Linked DNA regions of Homo sapiens: region 1 is linked to region 2. A link is an interaction called in ENCODE POLR2A ChIA-PET data of the cell type or tissue named here. Cell type or tissue: CD4-positive, alpha-beta T cell. All regions are shown on one strand.

The links. Peaks named below come from ENCODE experiments on the same cell type or tissue, not always from the same donor. Only the 100,000 strongest peaks of a DNase experiment are listed, where the experiment ranks them.
Region 1: POLR2A ChIA-PET joins it to region 2 with 24 read pairs; 14 of 35 experiments call an interaction of 5 or more read pairs at or near these places.

The regions. Positions count from the first base shown.
Region 1 is chr10:22,627,316-22,635,315 of GRCh38, reverse strand. The region is part of intron 1 of PIP4K2A (phosphatidylinositol-5-phosphate 4-kinase type 2 alpha); the gene reads left to right. Among named protein-coding and RNA genes, the nearest start is that of PIP4K2A, 83 kb to the left of the region's middle. In CD4-positive, alpha-beta T cell, no CTCF peak of the experiment used is centred here; DNase peaks (open chromatin) are centred at 3,135, 3,385, 4,495, 5,175 and 1 weaker place; H3K4me3 peaks cover 1,204 bases; H3K27ac peaks cover 7,786 bases.
Region 2 is chr10:22,679,485-22,687,484 of GRCh38, reverse strand. All of the region lies in intron 1 of PIP4K2A (phosphatidylinositol-5-phosphate 4-kinase type 2 alpha), which reads left to right. Among named protein-coding and RNA genes, the nearest start is that of PIP4K2A, 31 kb to the left of the region's middle. RefSeq lists enhancers at 3,432-3,501, 4,042-4,261, 5,002-5,121. In CD4-positive, alpha-beta T cell, no CTCF peak of the experiment used is centred here; DNase peaks (open chromatin) are centred at 4,044, 4,804, 5,134, 5,614 and 2 weaker places; H3K4me3 peaks cover 1,574 bases; H3K27ac peaks cover 7,061 bases.

The DNA.
Region 1 (8,000 bases), 52 kb after region 2:
ATCCCAGTTGGCACCAGAGCAGGACGGTTGTTACATTCGATGAACCTGCCATAACATTTCATTGTCAACCACAGTTCACAGTTGACATTAGGGTTCTCTCTGTGTTGTACATTCTGTGGGTTTTGGCAAGTGTATAATGATACATACCCACCATTATATTAATAGTATGATACAGAATAGTGTCACTGCCCCCCAAATCTGTCGTGCTTCACCTCTGCCTCCCTCCCTCCCCCAAATGTGCTGCACTTCTCATACTCACCTCACTGTTTCTGTTGCTCACCTATGACTCTCTCCACCCCATCGTAGTCTTCTGTTACTATATAGATCTCTAAAAGATGTAGATTACATCTTTGAAATCCCAGTTAAAGTGCAGTCATTATCTCCTAAGACCCAGGTTTTATAGAAATTGGAAATTTTCTTTGGGGACACAAGCCACTAAGGTTAGTGGTTACTTAAGATGAAACTTGACAGGGGAGACATTTTACAGCCTAGTAAAGGTCAGTAAGTATTTGGTGACATTAGAGATGATTTATGCTTTATGTCATAGTTGTGTATGCTCCCTCCTAAATGGTTTCTCTATAGATTAAAAAAAATGTATGCTTCCTAAAACACTTTACACCTCTGCTATGGAGAGGGAGAGAGAGAAAGAGAGAAGAATTGGACCTTGGACAGGAATACATAAGTGCATCCTTCTTTAAGGCAGTCTCCATTTCTAATGTGAATAATAACCTCTTAATTGGTTTTCTAAATTTGGACTTATAAAAGATCCTATTATAAGAAACAAGCGAGTAAATGCCAAACAGGTTAACAGTAACATATGCAGAATATGGTATAATATTGCTGCAAAGAACTCGGCCAAAACGGATACAGCGTTCTAAAGTTGTTGGAACAGCCTTGTCAGCAAGTGTCTAAATGTTCCCCCAAATCTGTAACCGCTAAAGGAAACAAACTTGAAAATAAACAAGAAGTACCATAGGAAAGGAAGGTGATACACCAGAGCAAGACATTACAGTTTCCTATAGCAAAAGGTGTGATGCATGATAGTTTTAGATTGGCCAGCAGTAATGAAACAGGCAAGGCCACTTCTGTTCTGTCCCGTCCTCTTTGGCTGGGCTCTTTGGTCTCTTCTGTGATTTGTGGACACAGTTTTCACAGGTGCTCAGGGTGGCATTGCCTCTCAGCTGCTCTGTGAAATATCAGCTGCAGGTTCTATGTTGAGTTCATGTTCATAGTGACTCTAAGTCCCATAATCATATTTTGATTTAACTACATTTTGTTTTCAATAAAAGTCAGCAAAGATCTATTAAGCGTCTACTCTGGGGCAGCCCTCTGGGGACAGTGATGACAATGACAGTGAAGTGCCTGAGCCAGGCACTGTTGTGGACTCCGTTTTTCCTCACAGCAGCTCCACGCTCCTAGCACTGCATCTGAGATGCCTTGAGAAGCCGACACTCACTTTTCTACCTGTGAATTCGCTTGCTTGGCCTCCCGCTTGCTTATGCCCAGTTGCCTCCATACTGGGGCAAAGATCCGAGAAAACAAAACTACATGCGAGTGTTTAGCATTTATTGTTTCCTTGGTGACCAGTTGTGTGAAGCATTTTTGGAACATATTGCAGACAGCTCTGGGTGTGGCGAGAAGGAATGACGGTCCGGGTGAGAAGGACTCAGCGCCTGCCATGTCTCGGATCCCTTTGACCTGGGTTTCTTGCCCCAAGGTCCCCTCCCCTGCCTGTACCCTTTGCTCCTGGCTCCAAGGAGCACCCCAAAGTTCCAGCCTATCCTGAATGATGAAGATAATTATATTTTTTCCCTCTCCTTACTGGTAGCTGGGACAAAGTTGGGATTTTTTTCCATGAAGGTATTTTTACTGTGGGTAAGTGGGTAAAATAAAAAGAGCAGAGGATCGCATAGACTTACAGAAAGTGAGTGTGTTCTACAGAAAGGCTGTGTGTTTGTTTAATCTAGCTCCCATCTACCTCGTAAGCAGCTTTCCCTCCGGCTACTTTAAGTAGTTGAGCAGGTTTTTCTTTTTCTTTTAAAAAATTATGTCCCTTTCATTTATTTATGTGTTTATAAAACAAGAGGCAGTTGAGAGCCATGGCCAAGAGCCCAGGTTCTGGAGCTGTGTTGCCCAGATCTGAATCCCCTGCGCCATGCAAAGGTCTCTGTGACCTTGAGCCATCACTTAACTCAGCCTCTGCTTTCCTACTGTAAAGAGGGGGGCTGTGTAATAGTTGTGCCCATTTCACAGGGTTAAGGTGGTTACATGGGAGGCTATTGGGGTGGTTAGCAGATACCCGATGTATACTAAGCCTTAAATAAAAGTTAGCCTTAGTGATGTATTGTTATGGGCCATTTTTTGAAATGATGAATGTTGAGGATGAAAAGGGGCCATACAAATAGAAAACCAAAGAATATAAAACAAAATATGAAACTCAACCGCTTCCTACAAGTAAGATATTTTTTTCTTTTGATTGGAAATTATCCATCAAATTTGATAATGTAAGAGAGTCAAGAATATATTATGTCCTATTTCCCCCTACCTTTTTTCCCCATAATTTTTATTTCAAAATAAGCTCTAGAGATTCTTAGCTGGTTCAGCAGGTCATGGAGTAAAATTAAAAAATAACAATGAAGGGGCACTGAGCTAGGTGCCAGGGATATGAGTGTGCCTGGTGGCCTACACCGGAGGTCATGCTTCTTGCACATGGAATAGAGCAGATGACATTGCTTATCCCAGTGGGGTGTGAGAGAAATACTCCAATTAATTGTATGTAAGGTGCATTTTGTGGCATAAAAATGACAAATCCAGCTAACACCAACTTGTCAACTTTAGTAAGGATGGTGCAGATTATTAGGGAGAAAAACAATGTTGTACATACTATACTAAAAATACCATTTTAATGTTTGTTTTTATTTTCATTTTGAAACAATTTCAGACATAAAAATGTAGCAAAAATAATACAAAGAACTCCCATATGGCCTTCACCCAGATGCTAACATCTTATATAACAAATAGTACAGTTATGAATATGAGGAAACTAACACTGATACAAGATGACTGCGTAATAATAGAAAGCTCTTATTTACATTTCCGCACTCATTCCACTTTTGTTTTCTTTCTTGTCCAGGATCACCTGATGCATTTGGTTGTCATGTCTCTTAGTCTCCTTTAATCTGGACTATTTCCTGTCTTTGTCTATCATGACCTTTACACTTTTCATGAAGACTGGTTATTTTGTAGAATGGCTCTCACCGAGAGCTTGCTTCCTAATGATTACATTCATTATGCAGTTTTCACGAGAATACCAGAGCGTTAGTGTTGTGTCCATCTCAGCGCACGTATCAGAAGGCGCGTGATGTCCACTGATCTCATCACTGAAGCTGTTGACTCTGGTCAGTTGGTTACGGTGATGTCAGTGTCAGCTCTCTCCACTGTTAAGTCACTGTTGTTTCCCTTTGTTCTTAAGTATGTTGTGGGAGATACTTAGAGATTGTGTAAATATCCTGTTTCTCAGCATACTTTTGCTCAAAAAAATTGAACATTTATTGCTGATTCTTAATGTGTAACAGTTATTACTGTGGTATTTGCAAATTGCTGATTTTTTAATTTTCATTATTCCTTCTACATAGTTGAAATTGTACTGTAAGGAAGAGTTTCCTCTTCTTCCATAGAACGTGAAATCATAGATTCTTATTCTATGGCTACTGTATTAGTCTGCTTAGACCCACCACCAAAATGCCATCAGTTGGACGGCTTAAATAACAGATACTTATTATCTCCCAGTTCTGGAAGCTGGAAAGTTCAAGATCAGGGTTCTGACAGGGTTCGGTTTCTGGTGAGGGGTCTCTTTCTGGCCTGCAGATGACCACCTTCTGCCCCTGTCCTCACATGGTGGGCCTGGGCTGGGGATGGGGGCATTGAGCTCTTTGGTGTCTGTACTTAAAAGGACATTAATTCCATCAGATCAGGGCCCACCCTGATGAACTCATTTAGCCTTAAATACCTCCTAAGGGCCCCATCTCCAAACAAAGTCACACTCGAGGTTAGGGTTGCATTGTAGGAATTTGGGGGAGACAAAAACATTGAGCCCATGACAGTTACAGTCTGTTATTATCACTATTTACAAAAAGGTTATTAAAAAATATTTGGAAGAGGGATTATTGCTAAAGCAAAGAAACTCTGTATTGACCATCAATACAAAGTAAAACTGAACGTCGTATCCTGTGGTGTGTTAGTATACCGTGTGTGGCCTGTTGTGCTGCTTTCTGGGCAGGGTGCATGACTTGGCTCCTGATCGCGAGAAGCTGTCATTTTAGTTCCTACCTACTCTCTTGTCCCTGTTGCCATGTTCCTGTCCATTAGTATTTAGTCTTGTAAGAAGAATAAGAGAATTGATGTGTCAAACCTTGCCTGAGTCTGCTGGCTTAATTGGGTGGATGATGATGGAAGGTGAGAGGACCCAGAACCCAAGTATGTTGTAGTAATTGATAGATGGTGAGTCATCCCTGCAATTTGCATATCCTGTCCCAGCTTTAGAGGACTGTTGGGGATTTTGAAACCAAAACTTAACAGAATATGAATTCTGCTGTTGCTCAAGTTTTTGAGTTTGTTACCCTTTGTGGCTCATTCTGAAGTTTTGCTGATAATCATATATTTGCTAATGTCTAAAAACAGAACGGTTGGGTCACTGCTGTAAGGCAGATAAATACAGCAGTTCTAGAACCTGCTGACTTGGTGGATTCACATCTACAAGGGAAAGCAGTTTTCGTTGTAAAAATCCCCATTTCATGTATAAGAAAGATGATTCCTATCTAGTCATGTTTTTAACAGTCATCTAGTAATTCTGTATTTTAACATCTAAGTAGCTACTTATATTCTGAATAGCTACAAAGCAGAGCACTTGAAACAATCTTTAAAACATAGGGCTAGAGGAAAAAATATAAACCACATGATTAAACTGTTATGGTGATCATCAGGGACAGTGTAAATCATTATGGAAATTAGGTGGAGGAAATGGCATTGTATCATTACCAGCTTCATATCAAACAAAAAGGCTGTTTGATATGAAACCCCAGCCCTCCAAATAACTGGGACCACAAGTGCATGCCACCATACCTGGCTTTTTTTTTTTTTTTGTAGTCATGAAGTCGCCCTGTGTTTCACAGGCTGGTGTTAAAACTCCTGACCTTAAGCGTCTTCCCTCCTTGGCCTTCCCAACATGCTGGGATTACAAGCATGAGCTACTGCGCCTGGCCTTGGGTGTGCTTTTGGAGTCAGATGGAAACTTCTTGAGAAATACAGAGAGCATCTTGTAGCTAGTCCAGTCAACCAAAGACATTTTTGGAGAACATCTAATACCGCTTCCTTTTGTCATCTAGTGAAAGTAAAATATCTTTTTTTCTTAATCCTGTTTTGAAGACATCTTATAGAAAGGAGGGCTCCCCTGCTCACTCCTTCTTTAGAATTGAACACTTTTATTATCACATGTATCATGTATCTACATGTGCTAATAAAAACAAAAACTACAGCAAAGACTGGGTTGTCTTTGGTTGGAATAGGAAATATATTTCCTCTAGAGTGTTAAAAAGGGTAAGAGAAAACTAGTGAAACTGATTTAGCTAATTTAGTCAACAAGTTAGGAAAATGACATTTCCTAAAGTTCTGATGGGGTTAGCTCTACCTCCTCAGTGGAAATAGTAAACCACCTGGAATTTTACTTTTAGTATATGTCATTATTTGTATTTTAAATTTATCTTCAGTGTTGTTTATATATTACTTTAAAGTCACTCTTGATTTTTTTAATTATAATACAGAACTTTGTTTTCTTTTAAAAGGACAACTTATTTTATAGTTAGCATAGATTGCTTTCCTCGAAATAAAAATTGTCATTCCATTCTAGCATCCTCTGCCAATTGCAGTATGACTCGAGGTATGACTGCAGTTGTCTTAGAATCATAGGTCTAGTGAGTGCTTTAGGCTTCCACATTTTTGAAAAGAATGCAAGTATGGTGGACCTTTAACCACATAAAAGTAAAATATTAAATGAAGCATGCTTTTAATAGCCATCCTGTCATTTTTAAGGTTTCAATAGTGTATGTTTAGAGGCAGTGAATTTAAAAGTGTTTGTATATTAAAGCTTAATAATCCTTAAGCATTATTAAGTTTCTGGTAAATTGTTCTGTTTGATGGGCTGTCAACAAATCATGTGGAAATAAGAGAGAAAATTGTTGTTTTGGATTTTTTTAGCAAGGAGAGTTATGTAAACCAAAAACAAAATTCTGAGGTCCCCAAACCATCTGAACGGACCCCTCCTGTAGGCCAAGGGTGTTCCAAAGTTAACCTGAAAAACGTGTTCAGGCCATGATGGAAGAGGGGGTTGGACATGCCTCATTCTACCATTTTCCCTTTTGGAATTCAGGAGAAGCCAACCAGCATTAACCTCAACACAGATCTTAAGTCTGATAAGAAGCATTTACAGTCTGTTCTTTCTGAAGCTTGCTACCTGAAGGCTTCATCTGCATGATATACCCTTGGTTTCCAAAACCCCTTATCCTAACTCAGACATTGCTTTCTATAGAATAACTCTTTGAACCAGTTGCCAATCAGAAAATTTTTCAATCTACCTATGACCTGGAAGGCCTGCCTTCCCCTGCTTCAAGATGTCCTAACCAATGTGAATCTTACGTGTATCTGATATCTCATGTCTCCCTAAAATGTGTGAAACTAGGCTCTGCCCCAGCCTCCTTGGGCACATGTTCTTAAGATTTCCTGAAGGCTCTGTCATGAGCCGTTGGTCACTCATATTTGGCTCACAATAAACCTCTTCACATTACAGAGTTTGACTCTTCGTTGACGTTACTGTTTCCTGAGTATACAGCAACAATTTAAAGCATTTAGGGTACAATTTTTTCTGTGATTTTTGAGACTTTTTCTAACGATCAAGATTCATACTATAAAAAGGACTTAAATAATGGATATGAACATTTATAAGTTTGAGATGCTGTGCACATTTACAAAAACAAACAACTTCTTCAAAAATTGCTTGGCTGGTGGAATTAGTCTGTGGAGAATATTTTATTGAATTTATTTTATGCCAGTAAAATAATCTTTTAGTAAGTCATCTTGTGTTTAATCAGTCTAAACTTTGGTAACTTGGTAAACAGAAACTTAATCATTGGCATTGTAGCTTTTGGGTTTCTGAGAGATCATTATGAATATCAGGATTTTTCTTTGCTAGATATAATAGTAAAATCACTTTAAAAGTTTATAACCCAGGGAATGAGTTTAAAATTTGGTCAACAACTGTTTCTTGTAGTTGGTTCCTGGGATGTACCAAGTGTGCAAAAATGAATAGATCTAGTCCCCACCCTTAAGGTAGCTGTAATATTGTAGGGAATAATGACAACCATAGGCCAACTTTTCTCTCATTAGGAAAAATTGTGTTTTATCCTGTTGTGACAGCTAATGCTTATATTCTTACATTCTCCCTAGACTGTCTTTACATAAGAAATTACTAGAGTCCTCAAATAAAGAATATCATGGGGATTCTTAAATTTGACAGTAAAAGACCTTGCACACAGGCAAAGCCCTTGCATGGTGAGGTGGCAGCAATGAAAGCACAATGTGTCATGTATCCCAGCAGGTTTGTACAAAGCCACAGCCAGTGGCTTTCCTTATCTTTTTTTTTTTTTTTTTTTTTTTTTTTTTTTTTTTTTTTTATTACATATTAGCTTTTGGTTAAACAAATGCAGGTCTATTTTCAGTATTTCTTTCACATTCTTGATGAGCAGGGAAAGGCAATGTATTAGAGTTTATGTAAAAGAGATATTTGTGAGAAAATATTAAAGAAACTAATACGCTATTTAAGATCTGTATTATTCACCTAATAACCTTTGAGAGATCACTTAGGGCAATCTATGCTGTTCCTAGGAATATGTGTGTGATGCTGGGTGGTTTGGTGGGAGAGACTGTGAGAGTTAAATACTCACAGTCTG
Region 2 (8,000 bases):
ATGAACTCTAGGCCTCATGTTAATACATGAGGTCTACATTAGACCTCTAAACTTGTTCATCCTCTGTATCTGCTATTTTGTATCTTTTGACCTCCATCTCTTCATTTGGGCCTCCCTCCACCTCGGCTCTGATAACCATTGTTTGATTAAATGCATACCTGACCTTTTTAAAAAGAGTCCACATATAAAATCATGCAACATTTTTCTCTCTGTGCCTGGCGTATTTCACTTAACATAATGTCCTCCAGGTCACTTCGTGTTGTGGCAAATGGCAGGGTCTCAGGAAGGGTTTCTCTTTCATCTGAGGTCGACATTTCCTTCATCCTTTTTTTTTTTTTTTAATCTGACTTATTCTTGCCTACTTGAATTGCAGATTAGTATAGTGTCACATAGCATGCCGCATCATGAGCATATCAGAATATCACATTTAATGTATAAGAACTTAATCCAGTAAAACAAATAAGGTCTCATTTGCTATTTACGAGTGAGCATGTATGTGCTAAGTAACTGTGGAGCAGGAGACAGAATGTGCGCGTTCTTCAGCTGCGGAATACCTCTCATAACAGACGGCCCTAAATGCGCTTCTGGCGTCTCCAGACATGAAAAATTCAAATGGTCTAATTTAGCTGCGTCAGCGTGAGAAATTTAAAATGTTGAAATGTTACCTACTTTGTACCATACTCTACTTTATTCCTAGATTAAAGAAAAAAATAGAGGCTGGGCACGGTGGCTCACACCTATAATCCCATTCCTTTGGGAGACAAAGGTGGGAGGATTGCTAGAAGTCAGGAGTTTGAGACCAGCCTGGGCAACAAAGCAAGACCTCGTTTCTACTAAAAAAAAATTTTTTTAACTAATTAGTTGGTGTATGCCTGTGGTCTCAGTACTCAGGAGGCTGAGGTGGAACTTAAGCCCAGGAGTTCAAGGCTGCATTGAGCTTTGATTGCAACACTGCACTCCAGCTTGGGCAACAGAGTAAAACCCCATCTCTTAATTAAAAAATAAAAATCCAATAAGAAGAAAATAGAGCTTGCTTTCTTCAATTATTGAGTGACTTCTCAACCTAGTATAACTAACAGGAAGAAAAGTCTTTTTGATGCCTACTGATGTCAGTTTTCAGAACCCTGAAAGGAATCCAGGGGTTTAAAGTCCCCTCTCTCAAATGGTTTGTGGGGTTTAGTTAAGACGTAATTTGTGGAATCTATTGGGAGATTACATTTCCTTCAGGAGAGAAGAACAACTATCTAGGAGTTCAAGTTGTCCAAGGATTTGGCCAACTGCCTTTGGGAATAATGAGTTTCCTGTTCCTGAAATTATCCGAAATGTGCCGGTTCAGCATGTTTCCAAGTTGTTTTCCACAGTGATAGACAGGATGGATAAACACTCAAAAGCACAGCAGACTCCCATGGGCACTGTCGGAAGTTTGCAGCAATCTTGACACGCCCAGTATTACTCGATCCCTGCCTCACTTAAGGCGAATATTGGAATGAGAGGGAGAGGATGGCGTGGCATTGAATCTACTCACATTCATATATAAAAAGTAAATTAGAGAACTGTAATTGTTATTAAATTACAAACAACAAAATAGGTAACTGAGTATTGCAGTCACCAGTGTGAATGACTGGAGGTGTTGTCTGCTGACCTCATGGCCTGCCATTGCTGTGAGGGGCATGGCACCAGACGAGTGATAGGACTAGGTAGCTTTTCTCTTTCTCCCTCCCTGCCCCGCCGCCACCCCCACTTCTTCTCTTCTGTTGTCTCTTTTTTTCTGAGACAGTATCTGTCACCCAGGCTGGAATGCAGTGGTGGGATCATAGCTTACCACAGCCTCAATCTCCTGGGCTCAAGGGATCCTCCTGCATCAGCCTTAGCCCCCCTGGGTAGCTGAGACTAAAGGCACATGCCACCATGCCCAGCGAATTTTTAAAGTTTTTGTTTGTTTGTTTGTTTTTTATAGAAAATGGGTGTCACTTTGTTGATCAGGCCTGTCTTGAACTCCTGGCATCAAGTGATCCTCCTGCCTCAGCCTCCCAAAGAGCTGGGATCACAGGTGCAAGCCACTGTGCCCAACCCTTTTCACTTTCTTAACCCTGAGATTTTGATTCTGTCATGACCAAAATTTCACAAGGAAAATTGTCTTAATGATTCGCCTCTCTTCTGAAATTTTTTAGTATTATGATTCATTAATAGTATGACTTGATGCTAAATGTCCAAAACATTGTTTAATAAAATCAGTTGAAGAGTATACACTGGGACTCTTAAACTCCTTTTAAAAATTATCTGGATATAATCTCTTATGCTGTGTAATTATAAGTTGTACTTCTTATCTCATAACTTTAAATACTCAATTCAAGCAGAACCATTTTCAGAATCAAAGTCCTATTGAAAATGTAAACATTAGACTTCTTGAAAAAATATATACATGGCAGATCTACTGTGGTTGAAATTAAATGACAAGAGTGTCACCAGTAATGCGGTTTCTGTTATTGCACGGGTTCCACAGGTGTAAAAATAACCCTTACTAGCACCCTGTTTTACTAGCTGGACACTTGCCGAAATGGTCAGGAACACAAAAGTGAAGCAGCTGTGTATCGGACAGCTGTGGACAAGATGTCCATAAGCAGTGCTATAAGGACCCACCAAAGCACAACTTCAGATGACTTGGCAGGGCGGTGACATGCTGGGAAGCAACAGTCATGGGCTGTGCATTTTCACAGAAGTGTTCAAGGAACTCCAGGGTAATTTACAAATGGCCACTTTGCCATATGCCTGAGACACTGGAAAGATTTTTAGTGGGTGGCATCCTATAGACCAGGGATTGTTTTGATGCCAGGGAGCTCGAGCTGATACTGGACATTGGAAGGTGTGTCAGGTTTTCTGATAGACAAATTATGTTTCACTAATAGAATGTTTTGTTTGAGGTAGGGAATATTTTTAAGAGGACAAGGAAAGCCAATAGGTATATTTTTAAAAATTATGAACATATATGTATAAGAAACAGTATAATGAAACAAGCGCATTACAAAGAATAATGATAAAACACATTGTGTGTTAGCTTTTGGCAGAAGGAATATAAGCTTAAAAGTTTTTTAAACAACTTTCTTTGGCAAAAGAAGTAGAGGCAGTGGCAATCAAAGAAAAAATAAGGGATTCAGACAAAGCGTACCTAGTATTAACTGTTAGTACCACAGATACTAATGCTGGTTTTTAATTAAAACGACCCAATCAGTAATGTCTTTGAGATTGCCTAAATTTACATTTTGCTCTCAAGTATTTTTAAGTCATAAAACAGCAAGCCAGTGGGGAAAATAAACTGAAAGATGGTTTGCCACAGGCCTGAAACTGTGAGTGGGGAAGTTGGCATACTAAATTGTAATACAGACAGATGTGAGGTAATGCATTTAAGGGGGGGAAAAAGACTACATTCTACACACAAAGTAATGGGCTCCAGGCTTCTTGTGAGTATTTCAGATAGGAATCATTCAGTTTCTAATGGGTATTTGGCCGATGTGGTGCTTATTGTAGCCAGGAACGTTCCGGGCAAGGAAGCGCTGGGCGATTCCAGGAGAGATATAAAGAAAATATTTCAAGATCTGACACACTTTGAATTGTGTGTGTGTGTGTGTGTGTGTGTGTGTGTGTGTGTGTGAACTGCTTGGTAGGAAAGCTACAAGAGAGACTGGGAAAGGCTAAGGGAGGGGCGACTGAAAGAGGTACCAAACCATGAGAAGAAATTACAGTCAGGAGGGACGCTGCAGTCTGGAAAGATGAAGCTGTGATTAAAAACCATGATAAACACGTGCTCAACAGACTTCTTTATCAAACCCTGCAGAAGGGAACAGAAGAAAGCAGTTGCTGCTTGAGGGGGAAAGTTAATGGAAGAAGAAAATAACTTGTTTTCGACAGTTGACAAAGCAGTTTCACCTTTGTCATCTCACCTGACCTGTACCCAGCACTGAGGAGAAGGCTGGGGACAAGTCATTATTCACATTTGACAGATGAGCAAACAGATCAGAGTAAGTGACTCGGCTAAGTCCACACTGTCAGCTCTGCGGTCAGGATCAAACCTGGCTCTGACTCAGGTCCCCTTGCACTTGGCCCACCTCTGAGTTGCGAAAACTTGGGGTCTGTACCACAGCATGGAAGACTTAGGATCACTGTGAAAAACTGTGACTTAAGATCACAGTGAAAAACGGCAAATGCAAATACTGTTAAAGCCTTGACTCGGTGGTATGAGCAGAACTCATAAGAGTTGAGTCAGAGAGCAGTCCAGGTGTCTTCAGCTCAGATAGCTGCCCTTGCTAGAGAGGCTGCTGGTTGAACAGTAATTTATCAGCTTGATCCAACATAAAGTTTCTTCATTTTTATTTATACTGTACTGTCGTGTCAGCTGTTTTTGTTGTTGTTGTTGTTGTTGTTGTTTTTCTTTTTCTTTTCTTTTTGGCTTCAGAAATGGCCTCAGCTACGCAAAAATAAAGAAGGATCTGAAAGATCAGTCTTGTTGTAAAGAAGACAGCAGGTGACATGGTAGATGACCGCACATTGTTCATTCCCAAGGTCATGGGTAGTGCCAGGATTTTCAGACGCAAATGATGCATATGTAAAGATGACTGGACCATCTGTGTCTCTTCAGATCCTGTTGCAATTACCAAGTGTTCCCAGCAAGGGTTAATGTGGTGTGTGAACCTGACTAACCTCAGGTTCTAGTTCTCCCTCCCTGAGTAGAGAGTCTAGGAGCCAAGTTCAGACTGGCTCAGTCTGGAGGAATTCACAAGTGAGGCAGGTTTAATGGAAGAACAGATACTCTGAGGTTTTGGAGGGCCTGTGATGTGCTTGTCAGCGGGTTCCTGCTTCTGCCACCCCCACCACGGAGCACCAACCATGTGGTTTGTTCTTTGTGTACTTTGTTAGCTAAACTCTCAAGTGTCAAGTTGATGGCACTTTTTTTTTAGGTTCATGGACACTGTTACTGTCCAATAATTTGTAAGTCAGCAATGCTTTGTTTTATCAGTAAAATAAAACACTATATTAGGAATAGCATGATCAGAACAGGGTGGTTTCCTAATTTTTAGATTGCTGGCCTTTTCTAGAAAATAAAGGCAAGGTGTGCATACTTGAGGTTTGAGGGCTACCATTGCCTCCTGGCAGAGGAAATGAGTAGGCCTGATAGTTGCTAGGTTAAAAAGAAACAGTAGTTGAAATACTGAGAAAAGTTTAATGAAAAGTAACTTTGGCTCTTAAGTAGAACAGTTTGAGGACAGTGAAAAATTCAGTAGCTAAGGGTTGTGTGCTCTCTACACAGGGATGGTGTGTGGATTTGTGGATAAGGTATGCAACAGAGTACTCCTCTTTGAGCATTTTTATATCTTGAATTAACTATAGCACAGGAGTTGGCAGACTATGGCTTGTGGGCCAGATCTGGCCCGCTGCTTGTTTTTGTGTGGCCACGAACTAAGGATAGTTTTTACGTATGTACAAAAAAAAAAATGGTTTTCTAAAAAAGTATTTCATAATGTGAAAATTCTATGAAATTCAAATTTCAGTGTCTGTAGATAAGTTTGATTGGAACAGAGCCACACTCATTTGTTTGCCAGTTTGTAGCTGCTCAAACAGCAGAGGTGAGTCATTGTGACAGAGACTGTGTGGCCCGCAGAGCCTAGAATTATTTACTGTCTAACCCTTGCAGGGAAAGTTAGTCAGTTTCTGCTACAGTAAAATATTGCTGGTAGCTGAAATTAGGAGTTTTCACCTCTTTTCCTGCGTTTTATTTTTTAATTTTAATTTAATTTTATTTATTTTATTTTTTTTTAGAAATAGGGTCTTGCTCTGTCACACAGGCTAGAGTACAGTGGCGCCATCATGGCTCAATGCAGCCTCTACCCCCCAGGCTCAAGGCATCCTCCTACCTCAGCCTCTTGAGTATGTGGGACCACAGGTGCATGCCACCACACCTGGCTAATTTTTAAAATTTTTTGAAGAGACAAGGTCTCACTGTGTTGCCAAGGCTGGTCTCAAACTCTGAAACTTAAACAGTCCTCCTGCCTGGGCCTCTCAAGGTGATGGGATTACAGGCATGAGCCACTGTGTCTGGCTGAGAAGCCAGGTCTTGAGAAGCCAGGTGGCTCAGAAGGCCTAGCTGACAGTGTAGGGGAGACAGAGGTCCCCTCCAACCTCCCTTTAGCTCTTAGTGGGCTCTTCAGCTGGATCTAGAAGTCAGGTTGACATCAGGCAGATTAATAGGAGAAAGGAATACAAATTTTCTTAGTGTTACTTGCACCTGGGAATCTTTAAAAGAGTGAAATCCAAAGGAATTGGCCAAAGCAAGACACTTTTATGCTGAGAACGATACATTTGAGAAGAAATGACAAGAAAAAATCTGGGGCAGTACATTTCTAGGGGAGTCACTGGGAGGATACATGGGGAGTATAAAACAGGTAGAAGATAAGGGCTACTTCCAGAAATTTCCTTATTCAGGTTAGTTGCATCTTCCAAACCCTAGTCTCTGGGATAAGGGCTATTTTCTCGCCTGAATAGGTGAGGGGCCCCTCCCAAAGGAATCTTTGTGGCTTGCTACATGCAGGAAGACCCAGGTCACCTGGCTTGTTGGGGTCAAGTTGGAATCTACAACTTTTTCAGTGTTTTCAGCTCACACTAATCAATATAAAAATCCGGCATATTTTGGGATGGCATGTCCTTCACTCTTTGAACAACATCACCAAGACCTCAATACATGTGTAGGGTCACCTTGGATCACCAGCCCTCGCTGAGCTGTCGCAGGAACACAATGTTGAGCCTCCTTGAGTTCTTGACCCATGTCATTATGAGCCAATAAAATGGCAGTGGTTTTAAGCCATGAAGTTTTGGGGTGTTTTTTACGCAGTGTTACTTAACTGAAAAGGACTAGGGATGTATGCTAGCCTTTTTATTGTCATTCATGACAGAGGGAAAATACCCTCTCATCCAGGATGTTAGTAAAGAATGTAGTTAAATCCTTCTGCCACTTGAGTTCCTGGTACGTGTGGCTCATCTAAGACATTAAATGCTATTTTTATGATTATAAAAACAATGCATGCTTATTGGAGAAGATTTAGAAAAGGATAGAAAATTCTAAAGCACAATATTTAAATTACTCATAATTCGGCCATCTAAAGATAATCACGATTAATACCAGCCTTTTCTTTAAAAATATATTCTTGTTTTATAAAATTTATTTATAGTTTTGTACTCTGCTTTATTCGTGTAGTAAACAAGCATATTTCAAAAACATAATTTTTAATGACCACAGCAGCCCATTTAAGTGGATTTAAAAATCCACATAATTCAAAAGTAGTGCATGGTCTTCATTTTTTGTTTCTAGGTTTGCTAGAGTATTTTTTTTTAAAGGAATCCTTTTTAAAGACAGCTTTATTGAGATATAATTCACATATGATATAAAGTGTACAATTCAAATACCATTTAGAATATGCAATTCATTGCTTTTTAGTATATTTACTAAAATGTATATATTTTTATATACTATTTAAATATAGGGGTTGTATAACCATTCTCAATCTAATCTTAGAACATTTTCATCCTCTCTAAAAGAAACCTAAACCTTATTTCCCCCAACCCCTACCCCCAGCCCTAGGCAACCACTAATCTGCTTCCTGTCTCTGTAGATTTGTATGTGGGCTTTTGTGACTGGCTTTGTTCATTTGGCATAAGGTTTCCAAGGTTCATCCACATTGTACCTTGTAACAATACTTAATTCCTTTTTATGGGGGTCAAGGCATATTCTATTGTGTGGATAGACCACATTTTGTTTATCCTTTCACCCATTAATGGACCTTTGGATTGTGTTCATGTTTTGGCTATTACGAATAATGCTGCTATGAACATTTGTGTAGAAGTTTTTGTGTGGACCCATGTTTTTATTTTTCCTGGGTACATACCTAGTAGTGAAATTGTTGGGTTATATGGTACCTCTGTGTTTAATTTTCTGAGGAATGGCCAAAGCAACT